Linked DNA regions of Homo sapiens: region 2 is linked to region 1. Evidence: chromatin loops called from intact Hi-C (ENCODE). Cell type or tissue: A673. All regions are shown on one strand. Links, peaks and the distances in the headings refer to the core of each region. The heading gives the core; the rest is flanking DNA.

What was found. A loop is a pair of places that touch in the nucleus more often than their neighbours do. Peaks named below come from ENCODE experiments on the same cell type or tissue, not always from the same donor. Only the 100,000 strongest peaks of a DNase experiment are listed, where the experiment ranks them.
Region 2: a loop joins it to region 1, with 3 times the contacts of the local background. A loop is called at or near these places in 24 of 110 quality-filtered maps.

Annotation. Positions count from the first base shown.
Region 1 is chr19:32,452,376-32,464,207 of GRCh38, reverse strand. DPY19L3 (dpy-19 like C-mannosyltransferase 3) reads right to left here. Exons shown (of 19, transcript NM_001172774.2): 9 at 10,932-11,063; 10 at 9,168-9,269; 11 at 6,035-6,108; 12 at 5,699-5,857; 13 at 720-842; 14 at 228-339. Among named protein-coding and RNA genes, the nearest start is that of DPY19L3, 53 kb to the right of the region's middle. RefSeq lists an enhancer at 5,137-5,186. In A673, for the core only: no CTCF peak of the experiment used is centred there; no DNase peak of the experiment used is centred there; H3K27ac peaks cover 1,455 bases.
Region 2 is chr19:32,563,685-32,575,516 of GRCh38, reverse strand. No RefSeq gene overlaps it. Among named protein-coding and RNA genes, the nearest start is that of PDCD5, 12 kb to the left of the region's middle. In A673, for the core only: a CTCF peak has its summit at 5,104 (motif pointing right); a DNase peak (open chromatin) is centred at 5,096.

The DNA of each region.
Region 1 (11,832 bases), core at 2,543-10,542:
TTCTGTATAATGAACATATCTAACTTATAGTCTGAGAAAAAAGTAATTTTTTAAAATAAAATTATTTTAAAATAATTCCCTATAAAATCTTAATATATCAATTATGTATTTTCAGCTTCAATTTCAGTATCCATTTTATCTCACAGCTACTGAAAAACAAAAAAAGAAGTGGTATGAAAGAAATACTGCAAGTCATAAAAGGAGATGGAAAAAGGGATGACACTGACCCTCTTTGGGTTATAAAGATGGACTGACTTCAGAAGTAACTCCCATATTTCAGGGCTACATAGGCCGAATGATGCGAACACACACATGTGTGACGTCCAGAGGTACTTCATTCTGCAAGAACAGACACAGGCGCAAGTCAGAAGTACTAGTTGTATATAAACCTGGATTCTGAGACACCTATAAAGGCAGCTTTACAGTCTATGACGGCAAAATCTTACTTAAAACTATGCAGATGCCATTTGCCGAAGGGTTCGTTGTTTAACTCCACTGCCTTTTCAAGACTATGCTTTGAGTAAAACATAGAGGCGTGTTTGTAATTAATTGTAAAAACTGATGTTGAGTATTTTATACTGAGAGAAGATAGGATATAAGGATGATTTTATGGGAACCATGATCATTAATGAAGATGATTGTCACTTTCCAAATTATATTGCTAAGTAACATCAAGAGTGATCAAATAAAAAGTAAACAAACAGGTAAGACAAAAATACCTCATTGTACTCAATGCCAAGAATCCAAACAGAATGGTATGTATTAAGTTGTAGGCAGTTTCTGGTTTCAGGTCAACTGTGCCTTTTTCCATTTTACCCACGGATTGTTGATTTGTAGAATCACTGAGTAAAACAGCAACATACAAAATTTAAGCTGGAAACATAATTTTAGTTAGATCTTTGTAAAAGAAGAAGATACAAGAAATGTATGCCTTTATGTATTCAGAAATTGATTATTTCCATAAGATGAAATGAATTCGCATTGATCAATTTTGAATTTATGAGGCTAAAGTGTAACAATATAAATGCATTAATAATGAGAAAAACTGAAATTTCACAGCAGCTTTGAAGTAAAAATTTAAAGTGCTTCAATTCTTTAAATTAAAAGAGAATGCAAAAAAAAAAACTCAAATTTTTTGGAATTGCTGAAATTGAAAGAGATTTTTAAAAGATGTTTTACCAGTTATTATGAGTATTTTTCAAATTTTTACAAATAAGCAAAAGCAAAACACACATCCATTAACTTGGAATTCAGTTCCTTTATGACCCCTCAAAAATCACATTTTTAACCTACCAATACCTCCTGATATCCAAAAGATGACTTTTACCAAATACGGCTACATTAAAATTATTACACCCAATAAAAGTAACAATAATTCCTTAACATCATCTAATACCTAGTTCATGTTCTATTTTCCCTGTTTGCATCAATTGCTTTTTTCAGGTTTCTCTGAATCAGGATCTAAGAACTGCATGTTGCATTTCACTAATATATATCTTTAAATATCTTTTGATCTATAAAAGTATCTCCTTTTTTTAAAAAACAGGCCATTTGTTTGTGGAAGAATAGAGAACATATGTCCTGAAGCTGTTCCCGTCTCCCAGGTGTGGCTCACAGTGGTGGTTATACGTTTCATGCTTCTTGTAAACTTGTAATTAGATCTAGAGGTTTATCAGACACAAGTTCATTTTTTTGGCAAGAACACTTCACGGGGTTATGATGCACAGTAGTCCCCTCTTATCGGTGGATTCACTTTCAGTGGTTTGTTATTGAGGAAACTGCTGTCCGAAAATATTAAATTGAAAATTCCAGAAATAAACCATTCATAGTTTTGAATTACATGCTATTCTGTGTTGCATGATGAAATCTCTCCATCCCTGTCTGTCCCACCTGAGACTCAGATCATCATCCCTTGGTCCTGTGTTTCCACGCTGTATAGTCTACCCACCTACCCGAGACAGACAAGCAGATACATTCAGCTACTAAACTACTAATAAAGTAAGATACATTTAAATGTCCCTGTATTGTTTGTGTTCAAACAGCCCTTATCTTACATAACTAAGGCCCCAAAGTGCAAGAGAAGTGATGCTGGCATGTTGCTATAATTGTTGTATTTTATTATTATTGTTATTCTCTTACCATGATTAATTTATAAATTAAACTTTATCACAGGGATATATGTATAGGAAAAAAACATAGTATAGAAAGGGTGTGAAACCATCCGAGGTTTCAGGCATCCACTGAGGGACTTGAAACATATTTCCACAGAAAACAGGACGGCTCTATTCCACATCACATTACACCGGGAAGCACACACTGCCTGGCTGTCTCCACTTCAGTGATGTTAAGACTGATCAGTGACTTTAGATGTTGCACAATTTGTTGTCGAGGGGAAAAGAAAACAACAGTAAAGGCTACTAGTTAAAGATGAAACTTTCATGAAGGTCTACTGATCCCTTCATACATACCCAATAGAACTGGGCACATACGATGCTTCTCTATGTAACTAGAGACTTTTTTTATTTCCCAGAAATCCTTTTTTTCCTACCATAAATACATACGAAAATTAAAAGGATACTCTAAGGCAGTTCTCACCATTGGTAATTCACAATTGGAATCTTTACTTAAAAGTAAATATTACAACCCAAACACTGGTTTCCATATTGGTACAAAAAGGATACTCCAAATAAGAATATCCATCAACAGGGCAAGGTGTGAAAAGTAAATAAAAATAAAACAGACAAGGGGAGTATCTGCTCTTATCCTCTCTAGATACCTAAGAGAAGTCTGCAGTACCTCCCCCATAGCCCAGCCAAGCTGGAAGGCTCTGATTAATTCCATGAACACAGAACACCATGCCCCTTTCAGATGTACCCCTCACACTAATGCAGATGTCTACATAAAAGTCATAGTATCTGGCAGGGTGCAGTGGCTCATGCCTGTCATCCCAACACTTTGGGAGGCTGAGGCAGGGAACACCATGCCCCTTTCAGATGTACCCCTCACACTAATGCAGATGTCTACATAAAAGTCATAGTATCTGGCAGGGTGCAGTGGCTCATGCCTGTCATCCCAACATTTTGGGAGGCTGAGGCAGGCAGATCACTTGAGGTCAGGAGTTCAACACCAGCCTGGCCAACATGGTGAAACCCTGTTTCTACTAAAAATACAAAAATTAGCTAGGGGTGGTTGTGCATGCCTGTAATCCCAGCTACTTAGGAGGCTGAGGCAGGAGAATTGCCTGAACCCGGAAGGCAGAGGTTGCAGTGAGCCGAGATTGCACCACTGCACTCCAGCCCAGGCAAGAGCGAGATGCATTTCAAAACAAAACAAAACAAAACAAAACAAAACAAAACAAAACAAGTCATAGTATCATCCTTCCTAGTACTAAAAAGGTAGAAATACTTTAAATACTTGGCACTGACAAAAGGCCCTTATTTAAAAGTTAATTCACATTTAGACAGTCACGTGCCACATAACATTTTGGCCAACAACAGATCGCACATACCACAGTGGATTCGTAAGATTATAATGGAGCTGAAAAATTCCTATTGCCTAGTGACATCATAGCCATTATAAGGTCATAGCACAATCACTTTGTTTTTTAAATAGATTTACTGTAGCCTAAGTGCACAGTGTTTATAAAGTCTACAATAGTGTATGGTAACATCCTAGGCCTTCACATTCACTCACAGGCTCACACAGAAAAACTTCCAGTCCTGCAAGCTCCATTTATGAAAACTGCCCTATATAGGTATACAATGTTTAATCTTTTATTACAGTATTTTTTAAAAATAGAGATAGGGTCTCACTCTGTTACCCAGGGTAGAGTGCAATGGTGCAATTATAGTTCACTGAAACCTCAAACGCCTGGGCTCAAGTGATCCTCCCGCCTTAGCCTCCCGACTTGTTAGCACTACAGGTTTGCACCATCGTGCCTGGCTAATTTTTCTTTTTCTTTTTTTTTTCCGTAGAGATGCGGTCTTGCTATGTTGCCCAGGCTGGTCTAGAACTCCTAGCCTTAAGCAATCCTTCTCAACCTCCCAAAGCACTGGGATTACAGGCCCACCATACCTGGCCTTTATATTTTTACTGTACCTATTCTATGTTTAGATATATTTAGTTACACAAATACTTACCATTGTGTTACAACTGCCTACAGTATTAAACATAGTAACTTGCTGTCCAGGTTTGCAGCCTAGATGCAGTAGGTTATACCACATAACCTAGGTGTGTAGTAGGCCATACTATCTATGTTTGTGTAAGTATACTGTATGATATTCGCACAATGATAAAATCGCCTAATATGCATTTCTCAGAACATATCCCCCTTGTTAAGTGACATGACTGGACTATGATTCTTTAATTACTTTCATGTAGTGCTTTTCCTCTAATAAAGTCCTAATATCCCTATCTGGCAGATGAAGATGCTCTAAAATCTTTTATCTATGATCATATACCCAATCAGCCTCCAGAGATGGCTCATAGATTCACACAGAGCATGGCAGACATTTTCAGGAAGATACTGCAGGCCCACTGAACTTCCTGCTTTGTATGCAGTCCAGAGTCCTGTTGACACTTGCTATGTCTGGAATGATATTAAATCACACTGTCCAGAATAATTTCCATCTATTTTCACAGGGCTAAATTTTATCTTGGGTTAGGTATGAAAAAGAACACTTCTCAAGGATAGTAAAATAGTTTATGTTCAATGAAATATTTTCATGGTTCAATGTTGTTTCATTCTTAATGATCATAAAACCTCTCAACTGCTCTGGACTCATTTTAATGACAGCTCTCTCGTGGCTGTGAATCACAGTTCACCAGCACATTAATTGGCAAGGTAACTACAGAAAAAGGGCTTCCTCGTGAGCTTCATTAAGTTTTCACAAATGACAGCAGCTTCAACTTCTTACACTTAATTTTCTTTCAGTTTAACACGAAGAGTCAATGCAAACCCCCCCAGCAGCTTGATGGGTAGATATTCTTACAAGTTTTTAAAAAGCCTTCATACTCCTGATTTTTTTCTTTCAGTAGATTGGTAGATATACTTAGTTTTTTAAAATTGGCAGTTATTACTCAAAACTTTTAGTAGATACTAATAATTATGGTCCACTCCAACATTATGAGCCCTGAAGCAAGATGCAAGAAAACAAATGAGCAATAATTAATTAACTCTTACATTTCAAGAGCAATACAAAAAAGCAGCTAGAGGAGGAAGGGAGAAAAACACAGGATGCTAATAATGGAAACACAACAGAGGCTTATGAGTCAACAGTGATAATGAAACCAGTTCACGATGGCTTGTACCTGCCGAAGTCTAGGCACCAGACACTATTTTAAGTGCTTTATGTTGTTTTTACTTATTTCTCAAATATCCTGTAGAGTAAGTACTCTTAGTCTTCCCATTCTAAAGATAAGGAAATGGACATATCAAAAGGTTATGTAACTGGCTCAAGAGTCACTTTGTTCCCAAGTGTGCAGGCCAAGACTTAAGCCCAGACCGCATGCAATCTGATCATTACTCTGTTGTCTCCTAACTACTGGGAGTGTAGTCCACTCTAAACGAGGTATGTTCCCCCTTTAAGATGAATACTATTACTTGTGTCTGATATTCTGACTTTCAACTTTGCAATTTTTCTGCAACATGGAACAAGTTCATTAAAGGAGAGCATTAGATTTCTGAAATATACCATACCTGAGATTATGAAAGGCAACAACGAATGCTACAATCACTGTGATGGACAGAACGAATATGTAAGCATAAAAAAGCAGAGTATCTGAAAGCCTTCCAAATGTATTAAAAGGCAGGAGGCCAAAAGCTTCTTCACACAGATAGAGATTTGCATCAAAATCCCTAGGGAACAAATGGAAAGCAAAGTATTAAATTCAATATAAGACAAAGAAATGACATTGCATCTTTCCTCAGAGGGAGTCTGCAATTAATAGTTGAAGGCACAATGACAACTTAAGTTTTAAAGTCCCTGCTGATTCAATAGAAAATAGCAAACATAGACTTTCAATTCAGTTATACCTTGTTGCTCCAAGCCCAAATTTTGCCTTCAGAAATTTAAATATGTGTTCATCTGACTTCAGGTTAAGAATTTTCTATCGGGGAAAGAGAAAACAAAAATTGCTATTAGTCCTTTAGGCACGGTTTCCTGATAACTTCCCATTGAATTTACATATTCAGTGTCCAATTTCACAGGAGCGTGTGGGTGTACAAAATCAGTAAATGTTCACAGTAGTTCTCAGAACTGAGGAATTCCAAAGCAGGGACTTCCAAACTCCTTCCAAACCCCACTCCCCTTTTTAGCATAATCCTTTATTCAAAAAACATCTTATACATAAGTTAAATATGCAAAATAGGTAAAAGATGAGATTTTTTGGTTTCAGGGAGAGGGAGAAGGCTGAGGCATAGTGTGCATAAGTTTTCAGACCAGAAAACTGACAAGACGATGATCTGAAACCTCAAATAGATACACCGCCCACAAAGCCTGTCTGGCTTTGGGGCTTTTGGTCTGTGGATACAATTGATCCAAGACTTATTCACTCAAAGACAATTCAAGACAGTTGTAACCCTGAAGGGGTGGACAGACAAATATGAGTGTTCATCATTAGTGATTACAATTTTAACTCATATAATTCTATTTTAAATTTGTGGCTTAAAAATCCATATATAATAACATAAATGGTGAAAAAATTTATTAGAAGAAAAATGAAGACAGGGAGAAAAGATGAAGCTAAAATTGAGTTCAGTACACACAATATATTCATTAGAGATGAGCCACAAATCTGGTCTTTTGCATTCCAGCAGCAAATGCAAACAGGGAGGTCAACATATTTATGTTACTCACGGGTTTATAAGAGTAAAACAAAACAGTTGCTCGGAAGAGATCTTAACAGTCCTAGAACTGAGACTCAAAATAATTTTTTCCCATGGGTAAAGCAAAAACAGCAAGGACTTTCAAGGAAAATTTTCTCTACTTCCTCTTGTTGTAGGTCACTGGCAAAACATCAAATGCAATTCAACAGATGTTATTCTTCGGGGAGTCAAAAAATGGTGGTCCAGGGATGCAGCTCTTTACTGGTTTAATCCAAGAACAGGTCACTGAATGTGTAGAGTGGGCCAATGCAAGAACTGTGTATCTTTGGCCACTCTTCCAGAAATGTTGGCTGCTCCACTCAAGTTTTGAAAAAAATTTTTTTAGTAGAGTTTAGATTTTGCTACATTTCCCAGGATGGTTTTGAACTCCTAGCCTCAGGCGATCCTCCCACCTCAGCCTCCCAAAATGCTGCGATTACAGGCATAAGCCACCACACCTGGCTTTGAATAGGCTTTTTAATTTTTAATTTTTGTGGGCATATAGGTGTATATATTTATGGAGTATATGAGATATTTTGACACAGGCATATAGTGTGTAATAATTCCATCAGGATAAATGGGGTATTCATCAACTCAAAAAAAGCTTTTGGCTGAGTGCAGCAGCTCGTGTCTGTAATCCTAGCACTGTGGGAGGCTGAAGTGGGAGCATACCTTGAGCCCAGGTGTTTGAGACCAGCCTGGGCAACATGACAAGATCCCATCTCTACAAAAATTGTGAAAATTAGCCAGGGGCGGTGGCACACACCTGTAGTCCCAGCTACTCAGGCTGAAGTGGAAGGATTGCTTGAGCCCAGGAGGTCAAGACTGCCGTGAGCCAAGATCGTGCCACTGTACTCCAGCCTGGGTGGCACAGTGAGATCCTGTCTCAAAAAAAAAAAGCAAAAAAAATTTAGAAATTTAAAAATAAATTATTGATAAGTACTTGACTGTATGGAGTTTAAGAACATACTGACAGCTGGGCATGGTGGTTCACGCCTACAATCCTTTGGGAGGCCAAGGCAGGTGGACTGCTTGAGCCTAGGAGTTTAAGACCAGCCTGGGCAACACAGCAAAACCTTGTCTCTACAAAAAATACAAAAATTAGCCGGTGTGGTGGTATACACACATAGTCCTAGCTACTCAGGAGGCTGAGGTGGGAGGATCACCTAAATCCAGGAGATCGAGGCTGCAGTGAGCCATGACCACACCAGTGCATTCCAGTCTGGGTGAGAGACCCTGTCCAAAAAAAAAAAAAAAAAAAAAGAACATAGTGACATAGTGACTGGCTGAGTGAAGAGTCTTTTTTTTCTTTGATAGTCAACAGACGTGAACAAGGACCACAGTTCTCTTGTGGAGAAGGAGCCTGTTTTGCAGATGCCTCCTATCCTGAGACCAACCTTCTAGGACAGGCAAAAGTATCTGAAGATACCAATGTAGTTTTGCTCTAGCATAAAAACAAATGGGATATCAAGGTCCAAGAATTATACCTTTAATAAAGCCTACCCTGAAAAAAAATTAAAACGCCAATAAAAACATTTAAAAAGCATGTTAAACTAAGCAGAGCCCCTGGGGCATTGTAAAAATCTTAGCAAAGCACCTACTGGACATAAAACCAATGGATGCCTACGTTACCAAATGAGTTGTTCTGTTAGGCCTGTTGCATATAAGTCAGTTAAATGTTGGGAAAAATGAGCTCAACTCTTCTTTCCAGCAGAAAGTAGATAGTAAGGCCACTTTACTTATTAACTGAACTCAATTAAAAATCATGTCTTTTTTTTTTAAGTACCACAGTACAGAAAGCTACGTGTATATTACGGTACTAAAAATAAAAATTTTAAATTTAGAGAAATTATTTGTTTAATGCTTTTTAAGTTAAGCTTTTAAAAGTTTCATAACAAAAGGTGAGTAAGTTCAAGGTGGGACATAAGAGTACATAGAAATTAATGACTAAAATCAACAAAATAATCCTTGCTACTAAGACAAAGTTAAAACTGAGCCTGTTTGAAGTAAAACTGGTAACTCTTGAGTCACGTTAATACACTTTATAAAGCAAGAATTTATTTAAAATTAAAAGTTTCAAAGAAGCCAGGTGTGGTGGTGCACACTTGTAGTCCCGGCAACTTGGGAGGCTAAGGTGGGAGGGCCATCTGAGACCAGGTGTTCAAGGCCAGCCTAGGAAACGGCAAGACCCTGTCTCTAAAACAATTAGTTTATTAAAAAAGAAAAAGAAAGTTTCAAAAATTATCTCCAATGCCATAAGTTAATTAAAAATACATTAAACATGTCATTTTTATTAACTTACCTTAATTATGTTGTTGAGAAAAAGTGTCAAACATAAAACCATAAATAAATGTAACAAAAGTTTCCCAAGCCTATTAAGGAAGCTTCCAGTTTTCAGATTTTTCTAGAAATTAAAAGAGTTATGTTTTAATTCTTAAGTTTTAATATAACTTCATAAACACTGAAGATGAGCTTACTTAAGGATTTAAAAACACTGGCTCATATAACATAAAGGGAAAATATATGTGGAAAATACAACCTACTCATTTTCATGAGGTTACACTGTCTTAATATTTGTGATTTTCTAGTAGTAAATGAATCACTTAATAATGAGCTTCATACGATGAGGAAATGTGTCCTAGTCTTTTTTTTCCTAATTATTTTTTCAGACCTTAGAAACAGGAGGATTGGGGTCTGCCATTTGGAAGGTACTCAGGATACGCTGACTGAACAAACTGTTACATCTTTTTCTTTTTTTCTTTTTCTTTTGAGACGGAGTCTCACTCTGCTGCCCAGGCTGGAGGGCAGCAGAGCAATCTCCGCTCACTGCAAGCTCCGCCTCCTGGGTTCATGCCATTCTCCTGCCTCAGCCTCCCGAGTAGCTGGGACTACAGGCGCCTGCCACAACACCCGGCTAAGTTTTTGTATTTTTAGTAGAGACAGGGTTTCACCATGTTAGCCAGCATGGTCTCAATTTCCTGACCTCGTGATCTGCCAGCCTTGGCCTCCCAAAGCGCTGGGATTACAGGTGTGAGCCACCACGCCTGGCCCTGTTACATCTTTTATCCATTAATTCCTACACCACGGGCATAGTTACAAGTCAATTACATAAAAGACTTATGGGTGTAAAAAGAAGTACATTGTGCCTTTTGACATATAATAGTTTTCTTATAATCTTGATAATTTTATACATTGTTAAATATAATAATATCTTAACAGTTCAAATACGAGTAATATTTATAATTAAGGTTAAAAGGATGACTGTGAACTGTTGTTTTTGATAGTCAACTAAAAACCTTTGTCCATAACAATTCTCACTCAAAAGACTAATAAGAAAAATGATTTCTTCTTCTAAAAGTGGAAAACAAAATGGCTTCTTGACACGGAAGTTTCTAGCATATGTGAAACAGGATGTTGTAATTTTAAGCAAAAACAAATGACTCATATCTTATGTAAATATAAGAAATTTAATTATATAAATAAAGCTAAAAGAGCAAGTCATTGTTTTCAAACATGATTTGACAATACCCTAGGAAATGTCCCATTATTTCTAAAGTTATTTATTTGGATTCTCAAAATTCTCAAAACAGTTAATTTTAATTCACCTAAAAATAACTAGTATGGTATGGAAGGATGGGGAAAAGAGTAGCATTACTACATCAAATAACAGGGTATCCACCAACGTGAAGGACTGTAATGAACACGCTCCCAACACAAGCAGGAGACTCTTCTCGCTCCTGAGTTCACACACATAAAAATTAATAACTTTTCTCTTTTACTTCAATTTTAAATCAGTGGCATTCAACCAAGCATCTTTGGCTGATCCCCACATTGAAGGTAAGGTTCCAATTCTCTAAGAAATAACTGTCAAAATAAAAGGATGACCCAGAAAGCTTGAAACAGAAATGCTACCACATGCACAAGAAAAAGCACACAATGCCACGTGCTCTTTTTAGTGCAAATCAGGTTGTAAATTTCCCTTTGTATGCTGTGTGAAAATAAGGTTCAATAAACCACGCAATTAAAAAAAAGTTTACTTTGATAAAGGACAAAAAAAAAGTCCTACCTGAAGTTTTCTTGCAATGAATACTGAAAGGTTAAAACTGATAAGCAGTGATCCAAGAATCATGGAATTAAAAAACTGAAGAATGCAGACCAGGAGTAAACTTGTTATCTGTATTCCATACAGCCATGTCGCCTGCAAGAACCAAAGATTAGATGAGTACAGACATTTTACCAAGAGATCATCACATGTCGACATGTTGGTCATGAGGTGGATACACCTCAGCTTACAAATAATGCAGAAAACACATGTAGATTCAAGAAACACAATCTAGGCCAGGCGCGGTGGCTCACATCTGTAATCTCAGCACTCTGGGAGGCCGAGGCGGGTGGGATCACCTGAGGTCAGGAGTTCAAGACCAGCCTGGCCAACATGGTGAAACCCCATCTCTATTAAAAATACAAAAAAAAAAAAAAAAATTAGCTAGGCGTGGTGGCTCGTGCCTGTGATCCCAGCTATTTCGGAGGCTGAGACAGGAGAATCGCTTGAGCCTGGGAGGCAGAGGCTGCAGTGAGCCGAGAATGCGCCACTACACTCCAGCCTGGGCGACAGAGTGAGACTCCAAAAAAAGAAACACAATCTAAAAAAGGAAACTAAATCATACACATACCAACTGTTTATTTACCTTTTAATAACAGAAATCTTCTAACATTAATTAAAGGGGAAGTAAAGAGGGATGATATGAAGTAGAGGAAGTAAACAACAGCAGAATGTATTTATTCCTGGGAATTGGCAAGGGCCATTTATAATCTTCAGTTTTCTTTTCAATGATTTCAGTTACTGTTTATGACCACCAATAAGTACTTTACTGTGTTATTTCCTAGTTTTCCATACTCTATACTTTAGGACTGTATCATTCCTTGCTTTGTCTGTGTGAGTGTGTGCCCAGATCCCCTGATTAGAC
Region 2 (11,832 bases), core at 2,079-10,078, 110 kb before region 1:
ACCTCAGCATCATGCAATACACCTGTGTAACAAACCTGCACGTGGACCCCTGTATCTAAAATTTTAAAATAAGAAAACATGGTTATTATAGTCTCTCCCACATGCCATAGGCTGTCATTAGATAGTTGGTGGTCCTTGATTAGCCTGTTCATTTTTTTGGGCGGGGGGTGGGGAATGGAGTCTCGCTCTGTTGCCCAAGCTGGAGTGCAGTGGTGCAATCTTGGCTCACTGCAACCTCTGCCTTCCCGGTTCAAGTGATTCTCCTGCCTCAGCCTCCCCAGTAGCTGGGACAACAGGTGGGCACCACCACAGTCGGCTAATTTTTGTATCTTTAGTAGAGATGGGCTTCACTGGATTGGCCAGGCTGGTCTTGAACTCCTGGCCTCAGGTGATCCACCCGTCTTGGCCTCCCAAAGTCCTGGGGATTACAGGTGTGAGCCTCCACGCCCGGCCTAACCTGTTCATTTTTAAGGAGAAAGCAAGAAAGATTTGATTAGGAACTCCAAGTGTATGGGTGGGTTTATTGACTGGTAAGAAGCCAGCTGAAAGGCTGAGCTCTGTGAACCTGCTGTTATAAGTGGAATTATGTCCCTGCAAAAAGACACGTTGAAGTCCTTACCCCCAGTATCTTAGAATGTGACCTTGGAAATAGGGTCTTTACAAAAGTAATCAAGTTAGAATGAGGTCATTGGGGGTGAGCCCTAATCCAGTATGACTGGTGTCCTTATATAAAGGGGATATTTGGTCCAAGCACGGTTGCTCACGCCTGTAATCGCAGCACTTTGGGAGGCCAAGGAGGGCGGATCACCTGAGGTCAGGAGTTCGAGACCAGCCTGGCCAACATGGTGAAACCCTGTTTCTACTAAAAATACAAAAATTAGCCAGGCATAGTGGCGCACACCTGTAATCCCAACTACTCGGGAGACTGAGGCAGGAGATTCACTTGAACTCAGGAGGCAGAGGTTGCAGTGAGCCAAGATTGTGCCACTGCACTCTAGCCTGGGCAACAGAGTGAGACTGTGTCTCAGACCAAAAAAAAAAAAAAAAAAAAGAAAGAAAGGTGGGGGATGAGGGGAGGGAGGGAAATTGGGAAAATTTGGATGCAGAGACAGACATGCACAGGGGAAGATGAACATGATTGGAATGATGTATCTATAAGCCAAGGAGTGCCAGAGATTACCAGCAAACCACAAGTAGCTAGGAAGAGATGGGGAAGGAGCCTCTTCCTACAGGTTTCAGAGGGAGTATGGCCCCGCTGACACCTTGATACCACACTTCCAGCCTCCAGAACTGTGAGACAATATTTTTTTTTTAAAAAAGATGGGGTCTCACTCTGTTGCCAAGGCTGAACTCTAAACTCCTGGGCTCAAGTGATCCTCCTGCCTTGGCCTCCCTAGGAGTTGGGACTACAGGTGCGCACCATCATGTCCAGCTCTCTAAACATTTTGCAGAGATGGGGTCTTGCCGTGTTGCCCAGGCTGCTCTCAAACTCCTGGCCTCAAACCTTCCTCCCACTTTGGCCTCCCGAATCCCTCCCAAATCCCTGCTGGGATTACAGGCACAAGCCAGCATGCCCAGCCTGATATTTTCAGAAAGGAAAATTATTATCATCAGCTACTGCAGTACTTCTTTCTGCATGGCCAGCAATTTTCTTTTGTTCTAAGCCACTCAGTTTGTGGTAGTTTTATATGGCATCCCTAACAAACTAATTACACATTTCTTTCTTTCTTTCACCCTCCCTTCTTCCTTAGCAGGACAGGCCCCAGAATTGGGGCTAAGCCTGGGAGGGTTTCTTGGCTTTGCCCAGGAGAGAATTCCAGGACAAGCTGGTGGTGTCGGATAGCAACTTCTCTTGAAGCACTCATGCACAGCAGCAGCAGCAGAGGGGCCGTTCCTTGCGGAGCAGGACCACCCCACAGGCAGTGTGCCTGGAGGAGCAGCTCAGAAGCAGTGCTGCAGCCACATTTAGACTCACTTTTAATTATATGTAAATCAAGGGGCAGATTATGCAGAAATTTCTAGAAAAGGGGTGGTAACTTCCAGGTTGTTGGGTCATTGCCATGGAAAGGGGCAGTAATTTTTGGGTGTTGCCATGGAAGTGGTAAACTGACATGACGCACTGGTGGACGTGTCTTATGGAAAGGAGCTTCCAGCACATCCCTGTTTTAGCTAGTCTTCAATCTGGTCTGGTGTCCAAGCCCCGACTCTGGAGTCTGTTCTGCCTCCTACCTCATTTTCTCACTCTGAGACCTAGGCTGACAGAGCAGCTGTCATCTCAATGCTACCAAGTACCAGGGAAGAGATAACCTAGTGAACTGCACACTGTCCCTTTAAATTTTTTTTTTTTTAATTGGAGACGGAATCTTGTCTGTCACCCAGGCTGGAGTGCAGTGGTGTGATCTTGTGTCCGGAATTGGTGGGTTCTTGGTCTCACTGACTTCAAGAATGAAGCCGCGGACCCTCGCGGTGAGTGTTACAGCTCTTAAGGTGGCGCGTCTGGAGTCTGTCTCTTCTGATGTTCAGATGTGTTCGGAGTTTCTTCCTTCTGGTGGGTTTGTGGTCTCGCTGGCTCAGGAGTGAAGCTGCAGACCTTTGCGGTATGTGTTACAGCTCTTAAGGCAGTGAGTCTGGAGTTGTTCATTCCTCCCCGTGGGCTCGTGGTCTCGCCAGGCTCAGGAGTGAAGCTGCAGATCTTCGCGGTGAGTGTTACAGCTCATAAAAGCAGCGTGAACCCAAAGAGTGAGCAGTAGCAAAATTTATTGCAAAGAGCAAAAGAACAAAGCTTCCACACTGTGGAAGGGGACTCCAGCGGGTTGCCAATGCTGGCTCGGGCAGCCTGCTTTTATTCTCTTATCTGGCCCCACCCACATCCTGCTGATTGGTAGAGCTGACTGGCCTGTTTTGTCAGGGCGCTGATTGGTGCGTTTACAATCCCTGAGCTAGATACAAAGGTTCTCCACGTCCCCATCAGATTAGTTAGATACAGAGTTTCAACACACAGGTTCTCCAAGGCCCCACCAGAGCAGCTAGATACAGAGTGTCGATTGGTGCATTCACAAACCTTGAGCTAAACACAGGGTGCTGATTGGTGTGTTTACAAACCTTGAGCTAGATACAGAGTGCCGATTGGTGTATTTACAATCCTTGAGCTAAACACAGGGTGCTGATTGGTGTGTTTACAAACCTTGAGCTAGATACAGAGTGCCGATTGGTGTATTTACAATCCTTGAGCTAAACACAGGGTGCTGATTGGTGTGTTTACAAACCTTGAGCTAGATACAGAGTGCCGATTGGTGTATTTACAATCCCTGAGCTAGACATAAAAGTTCTCCACGTCCTCACCAGAGCAGCCAGATACAGAGTGTCGATTGGTGCACTCACAAACCTTGAGCTAAACACAGGGTGCTGATTGGTGTATTTACAATCCCTGAGCTAGATATAAAGACTCTCCACGTCCCCACCAGACTCAGGAGCCCAGCTGGCTTCACCCAGTGGATCCCTCACCGGGGCTGCAGGTGGAGCTGCCTGCCAGTCCTGCGCTGTGCGCTCACATTCCTCAGCCCTTGGGTGGTCGATGGGACTGGGCGCCCTGGAGCAGTGGGTGGTGCTCGTCCGGGAGACTCGGGCTCACAGGAGCCCATGGAGGGGGTGGGAGGCTCAGACATGGCAGGCTGCAGGTCCCGAGCCCTGCCCCGTGGGAAGGCAGCTAAGACTGCAGGTCCCGAGCACCGCGCCGGTGGGCCGGCACTGCTGGGGGACCCAGTACACCCTCCGCAGCCACTGGCCCGGGTGCTAAGTCCCTCATTGCCCGGGGCCGGCAGGGCTGGCCGGCTGCTCCGAGTGCGGGGCCCGCCAAGCCCACGCCCACCCAGAACTCCAGCTGGCCCGCAAGCGCTGCGCGCAGCCCCGGTTCCTGCTCGCGCCTCTCCCTCCACACCTCCCTGCAAACTGAGGGAGCTGGCTCTGGCCTTGGCCAGCCCAGAAAGGGGCTCTCACAGTGCAGCGGCGGGCCGAAGGGCCCCTCAAGTGCCGCCAAAGTGGGAACCCAGGCAGAGGAGGCTCCGAGAGCAAGCGAGGGCTCTGAGGACTGCCAGCATGCTGTCACCTCTCAATCTCAGCTCACTGCATCCTCTGCCTCCTGGGTTCAAGCGATTCTCCTGCCTCAGCCTCCTGAGTAGCTGGGATTACAGGCACGTGTCACTGCACCCAGCTAATTTTTGTATTTTTAGTAGAGATGGGGTTTCACCATGTTGGCCAGGCTGGTCTCGAACTCCTGACCTCAAGTCATCCACCCGCCTTGGCCTCCCAAAGTGCTAGGATTACAGCCATGAGCCACCGCACCCGACCTGTCCCTTTAAGTTTCCAGCCAGAGATGATACCCATCATTTTTCTTTATATTGTGTTGGCCAAAGTGAATCATGTGACTATGCCTAACATCAAAGCGGGTGGGGAAGTGCAGTCCTACCTTGTGACTGGGAAATGAATGAGGGAGGGAGGGAAGGAGGGAGGAAACAAGGAAGGAGGAAGGAAGGAAGGTTGGTAGGTAGGAAGGGAGGGAAGGAGGGAGGCAGGGATGGAGGGAAAAGGAAGGAAGGGAGGGAGGGACGAAAGGAGAAGAAAGGAAGGGAGGAAGGGAAAGAAGGAAGGAAGGAAGGAAGGAAGAGCAGTGGCTTGCACTTGTAGTCCCAGCTACTCGAGAGGCTGAGGCGGGAGGATTGCTTTAAGCCAGGAGTTCCAGACCAGCCTGGGCAACATAACGAGACCCCATCTCTGCAAAAATTTAAACAGGAAGGGAGGGAGGGAGGGAAGGAGAAGCTGCTCTGGGCAGGCTGCATTGCTTCCGTGATGCATTCCTCTGTGCACACAGGTGATCTGGCCAGTGCATCTTACAGTTTCTTTGCGTTTTTCTGTTATTTCCATTTCTTGCTTCTTGGTGCAGCAGCAGCATAATTACTCTGAGAAGCCCACAGGGTCAGAGCCTGCAGAACCAGTCGGTCCGTCTGCAACGCTCAGCCCCATCTTTCTCTTCCCACTTCAGGCCACCTCCTCTGCGCTGATCTCCAAGGAACCCCAAATGCCCGGAGTCCTGGTGTCTCCTGCAAGCAGCAGAGGGAGCCCACACTCTATCAAAAGCGACTGAGTTTCTCATTATACTACAAAGCAGAAACTACAATAACTGTTGTTTTCTTTTTTCTTTCTTTCTTTTTTCTTTTTTTTTTTTTTGCCATGCAGTATGTCCTTACAGATGAAGCTTTAATCTCCCTCGTCCATCTCTGTTGCTGTAAATTTATGCTCCATTATGGTTCCATATGCCCGATCCTCTGAGAAAGCCACGGCGGGCTTGTGGGGAGCGTGCGCTTCAGAGCTGTATGTGCAGCATGTGGAATTGCAGATTGGTACCTGGCACACTTAATGGTTATGTCTTCACAGGTTGTTTTAGAGCCATTTATTAGCCGTGATCCTGCATGGATCAGTCGTGATATCATGGAAACGGTGCCGTGGAACTCACTGAAATGCAAGGAGCAGAAGCAGAGTGTGGTCCATTAAAAAATAAATCTGGCCGGGTGCAGTGGCTCATGCTTATAATCCCAGCTCTTTGGGAGGCCGAGGGGGGCGGATCACCTGAGATCAGGAGTTCGAGACCAGCCTGGCCAACATGGTGAAACCCCATCTCTACTAAAAAAAATACAAAAATAGCAGAGTGTGGTGGTGGGTGCCTGTAGTCCCAGCTACTCGGGAGGCTGAGGCAGGAGGATCACTTGAAACTGGAAGGGGGGAGGTTGCAGTGAGCCAAGATCGCGCGCCACTGTACACTCCAGCCTGGGTGACAGAGCAAGACTCTGTCTCAAAAAAAAAAAAAAAAAAAAGAAAAGAAAAAGAAAAAGAAAGCTTCTCATTGAAAACTAGTTATAGTCTTTTACTTGAGAAGGAGCTCCGTCCAAGCTTTTGTGGCCACTTGCTGGGATAACAGCTTTCTTCACCATGAGATGGCCATACAGGAGGGTGAGGAGATGGCTATATTATCTCGTCAGGACTTCCTTGTCATGGCTAGAAAGCCACAGACTGGCTGTGCATGGTGGCTCGCACCTGTAATCCCAGCACTTAGGGGGCTGAAGCAGGAGGATTGCTTGAGGCCAAGAGTTCAAGACCAGCCTGGGCAACATAGAGAGACCCTTGTCTGCACAAAAAAATAAAAAAAAATTAGGCATGGTGGTATGTGCCTGTAGTCCCAGCTATTCAAGGAGGCTGAGGCAGGAGGATCCCTTGAGCCCAAGAGGTTGAGGCTGCAGTGGCTATGATCATGCCTCTGCTCTCCAGCCTGAGCAACAGAGTGAGACTCTGTCACAATAATAAATAAGCTGGGCAGTGGCTTGCATCTGTAGTCCCAGCTACTTGGGAGGCTGAAATGACAGGATTGCTTGAAGCCAAGAGTTCGAGACCAGCCTAGGCAACATAATGAGACCCACCCCCCCCGTCTCTGCAAAAAAATTAAAAAATAAGCCAGGAATTGTGGTGTGCCCAGGAGTTCAAGGCTGCAGTGAGCTATGATTGTGCCACTGCACACCAGCCTGGGAGACAGAGTGACATCCTGTCTCAGAAAAAAAAAAAAAAGAAAAGAAAAGAAAGGAAAAGACATGAAAGTTTGCTGGCTAACAGGAAGCGGGCTATTTTAAGAGCCTCCTGGGCTCCTTTAGTTTTGGAGCACCCATTACATAAAACGTTAAATATACAGAAATGCACCCCATTCCACATCCAATATAATGCATATATATAAATAATAAATGATAACACAAGGGCTTCAATTTGAGTTTCATCAAGTGTATTCATCTTGACTTTGCATTTTTTTTCTCTACAGTTTGGCACCAATAAATTTTTTTTCATTCCTGGCTGTTTATGACCCCATGGGCCTTGGGATAACTCTCAGTTCTGGGTCTTAATTCTGGGGAACTTGATGCCGACAGGGGTCCTGTATGATTGGGGGCCAAGATGAAATTTCATCGTAGCCTCCACCTGCCTCATCCAAAGAGAACCAACCTCAAAGGAGATGAGGAAGACCTTCCTCTCCTCAAATAAAATTAGGAGGACTTTCACCTGTCCTTAAAAACATCCTGGCCGGGCGCGGTGGCTCATGCCTGTAATCCCAGCACTTTGGGAGGCTGAGGCGGGCGGATCATGAGGTCAGGAGATCGAGACCATCCTGGCTAATATGGTGAAACCCTGTTTCTACTAAAAATACAAAAAATTAGCCGGGCATGGTGGCGGGCGCCTGTAGTCTCAGATACTCGGGGGGCTGAGGCAGGAGAATGGCGTGAACCCAGGAGGCAGAGGTTGCAGTGAGCTGAGATCGTGCCACTGCACTCTAGCGTGGGTGACAGACCGAGACTCCATCTCAAAAAAACCAAACCAAACCAAACCAAAACAAACAAACAAAAAAACAAAAAACATCCTGAGAAGGCGATTCTTTGGTCTCATCTAGTAACATTACTCACTCACTCATTCATTCAAGAGATATTTTTACTTTTTAGAGATGGGGTCTTGCTGTGTTACCCAGGCTTGTCTTGAACTTCTGGCCTCAAGTGATCCTTCCACCTCAGCCTCTTAAAGTGCTGGGATTACAGGTGTGAGCCACTGTGACCTATTTTAACTTTTGTAGAGATGGGGGTCTCGCTTTGTTGCCCAGGCTGGTCTCGAACTCCTGGCCTCAAGCGATCCTCCCACCTCGACCTCCCAAAGTGTTGGGATTATAGGTACGGACCATGGCGCCTGCCCTCGGTCCTCATTTTCTTTGACACCTGGGCAGTACCCAGGTCCTCTTAACAGTCTCAGGCTGGCCCTGGCTCATGCCTTTTGCTACCTCCAAGTGTCTGTGCAGACCATCCACTCTGCTGGGAAGGTCTCCTGCTATTCACCAGACTAACTGCTATTCATCCCACTCCACATATCCCACAAGGGATATGCCAATATCTGGCAGTGCGTTGGGAAATGCGTAACAAAGTTTCTTGGAACAAACAAAACAAAACAAAAGAAACCCTGATTTGTCACATTTGCTGCTTTCTGTGGTGTAAATTCTTCCACCATGGCCAATTTCAGGTTGCCGACGTGAGGTCACTGAACAGGGAGCTGAGTTGGGCACAGTAGCACGTCATTATATTGTATTCCCACCATAGGGGCAGAACAGATGTAAGTAACATCAGAGCAAATGTGGGAGTAGAACACAGTAAAATAGGAATGATGCTTTAGGTATTTAGTACCTTCATATTTTAACACAATACTTAATTATAAGCTCTCTCTTTTTTTTTTTTTTAATAATGACTACGTTTAAAAACCAGCTTATGGGCCAGGTGCTATGGCTCATGCCTGTAATCCCAGCACTTTGGGAGGCTGAGGCGGGTGGATTGCTTGAGCTCAGGAGCTCAAGACCAGCCTGAGCAACATAGCAAAACCCCATCTCTACCAAAATACAAAACATTAGCTAGGCATGGTGGCATGCACCTGTAGTCCCAGCTACTCAGGAGGCTGAGGTAGGAGAATAACTAGAGCCCAGAAGGTGGAGGTTGCAGTGAGCTGAGGTTGCGCCACTGCACTCCAGTGTGGGTGACAGAGTGAGACCTTGTCTCAAAAATTAAAACAAAACAAAACAAAACAAAACAAAATACAGCTTGCACATTTTCTGAAATTTTAACAATTGATTCTTGCAATCCAGTAGGAATTGGATCCAGCACACAGTGAGGGTAAAAATCCTCTGGGTAGAATAGGATGGTATATGGATACAGCAAAAGTGGTATATGTGGTGAGCAAATGACCCTCGCCTGGGAGGCCATGTGGGCTGGGGATACACACACTAACCATCTGGAATCCTCCCATGGGAATGAGTAAGCAAACCGCGCCAGAGCCATGAGACAGTTCCCATGTATTCCAAAGCTGCACTCTGATTCTTAGACAACCCTAAGCCTTGTCTCCATGCCCTTACTGTTCATTTTCCTGAGTGGTTCTAGGTGGGCTCTCTGGGTGCATGCAGATAGCCATGGGCTGGCCTGTGGGCTACGGCATTCTAAAGTGCCCTGGCTGTCTTTGGGAGCCCAAGTGACTTTCTGGGCTCAAGGAGCATGGAGCAGTTTGACCAGGACTGATTTTGGAAATAAAGAGCAGCAAAACTCTGTGTCAGAGGGTCTATACCTCCCCTGTGTGATGGCACTGAGCTAAGTACCCTCCTGGGCTCAATCGTCTTCCCTGCAGTTTACACAGATCTGTTTCTTCCTGGGGTTGTACTGAATTATTTTGATTCATGAGAAAGTTAACCCTTACTCCTTAAATAATAGTGTATTTGCTACAATGGACTACTATCACCCAAATTCTCAATTAATATAAGATTAATTAAATTATTATTATTATTATTATTTTAGAGACAGAGTCTTACTCTGTCACCCAGACTGGAGGGCAGTGGTGCGATCATAGCTCACTGTAACCTTGAATTCTTGGGCTCAGTCGATTCTCCCACCTCAGCCTCCCGAGTAGCTGGGACTGCAGGTGCATGCCACCATGGCTGGCTAATTTTAAAATTTTTTTGTGGAGACGAGCCCTCACTATGTTGCCCAGGCTGGTCTTGAACTCCTGGCCTCAAGCAATCCTTCCACCTCAGCCTCCCAAAGTGCTAGGATTACAGATGTGAGCCACCATGCCCAGCTCAATTAAATTATTCATTACAAACTTAAAGATTTTCTTTGTGATAGAATCATTTTAGAGTGAAAATCCAAAGGTCAACTGGTAATGAAGATATGTCAAGACATGTATTCGCTTGGTGCAAAATTAATTGCAGTTTTTGCCATCAAAAGTAATGACAAAGGCCGGGCACGGTGGCTCACGCCTGTAATTCCAGCACTTTGGGAGGCCGAGACGGGTGGATCACTTGAGGTCAGGAGTTCAAGACCAGCCTGGCCAACATGTCGAAACCCTGTCTGTACTAAAAATACAAAATTTAGCTAGAGGTGGTGACAGGTGTCTGTAATCCAGCTACTCAGGAGGCTGAGGAAGGAGAATCACTTGAACCTGGGAGGCAGAGGTTGCAGTGAGCCGAGATCGCACTGTTGCACTCCAGCCTGGGCGACAGAATGAGACTCTATCTCAAAAAAAAAAAAAAAAAAAAAAAAAAGTAATGACAAAGACTGCAATTGGTTTTGTACCAACTTAATACTTCCTCAGCTGGGCCAAGAAGAGGAATAGGTTGGAAACAATGAGCCGGGATTAATTACATCAATTAAAGAAACACAAAGCAATAAATGCCCATCTTTACAGAAAGGCGGGCGTTATAAACACGTAGTCACTACTCCATAAGTGCCTGCTGATTGGTAACTGGTGTTAACTGATAACTGATAAGCCACTTGGCTTAGGGTGCTAAAGGCAAGTCTAGTGGTAGGATTTTAATTCACAAAAATAAGTAAAACCAATTTGTCCTTAAGCATTTGTCTTGCTATGAAAGCGTGTATATATGATATATATCATATAGGTCAATATGATTATGACATATATATCATATACAGACGTGTACATATATAAAGAGAATGATGTGATTGTAACATATTATAACATATTGTAACATATCTGGATGAAAAAATAAAGGTTTTAATGTTTCCAAGTGCTCCCTGAATGCTGATCTTCATTAAGACACAATGTCCAGATATGTGACTTTCCCTCTATATTTGTGACTTTAACTTTCAGACTTGGCTTTTGTTCTCAGACAGTGGCAAAGACATGCCTCCAGAGTGAATGGGCTCATTCCTGTTCACCTCCTGCACAGAAGAGCTAAGGGCAGAAGGACATCTCTGTGGAAAATTCACCAAATACTTAGAGAGGCTTTTAAAAGCACAAATTCAGGCCAGGTGCGATGGCTCATGCCTGTGGTCCCAGCACTTTGGGAGGATGAGGTAGGAGGATCGCTTGAGCCCAGGAGTTCAAGACCAGCCTGGGCAACATAGTGGGACCACTGTCTCTACAGAAAAAACTAAGTAAATAAAAAATACAAAAATTAGCCAGGCATGGTGGTGCATGCCTGTAGTCAATCCCAGCTATTCGGAGGGGCTGAGGTGGGAAGATGGCTTGAGCTTGGGGAGGTCAAAGCTGCAGTGAGCAGTGGTTGCGCCACTACATTCCAGCCTGGGTGACAGTGCAAGACCCTGTCTCTACAAAATAAATAAAATACAAAAATTATCTGGGCATGGTGGTGCACACCTGTAATCTCAGCTACTTGGGAGGCTGAGGCAGGAGGATCCCTTGAGCGCTGGGAGGTCGAGGCTGCAGTGAGCCATGGTTGCGTCACTGCACTCTTGCCTAGGTGACACAGTGAGATCCTGTCTCCAAAAAAAAAAAAAAAGTGCAAATCACACATTTCCTTTACTGTCACCAATAATTACTGCAAAAGCTATTAATCTCAGCTGTTATTTTAACAGAGGAAAGCTCTCCTGGGTATCTGCAGAAGATGAGAGACAGAGGCATGCTGGTGCCAGGACTGAGGGCCCAGAGCTTCAGCCATGCGTCGGCTGTGGAGCTGGCGGGTTGTCGGGGAGGCGTCTGTGACTTTTGCCTTCTCTAGGCTTAAATGAAGTTCAAAATAAATACACAAACAAACAAAATACTGTAATCCCCCACCCTCCGCCTTTTTTTTTGAGTCAGAGTCCCGCTGGGTCGCCCAGGCTGGAGTGCAGTGGCACGATCTTGGTTCACTGCAACCTCTGCCTCCCAGGTTCAAGTGATTCTTCTGCCTCAGCCTCCTGAGTAGCTGGGATTACAGGCTCGTGAGACCGTGCCCGGCTAATTTTTGTACTTTTGGTAGACATG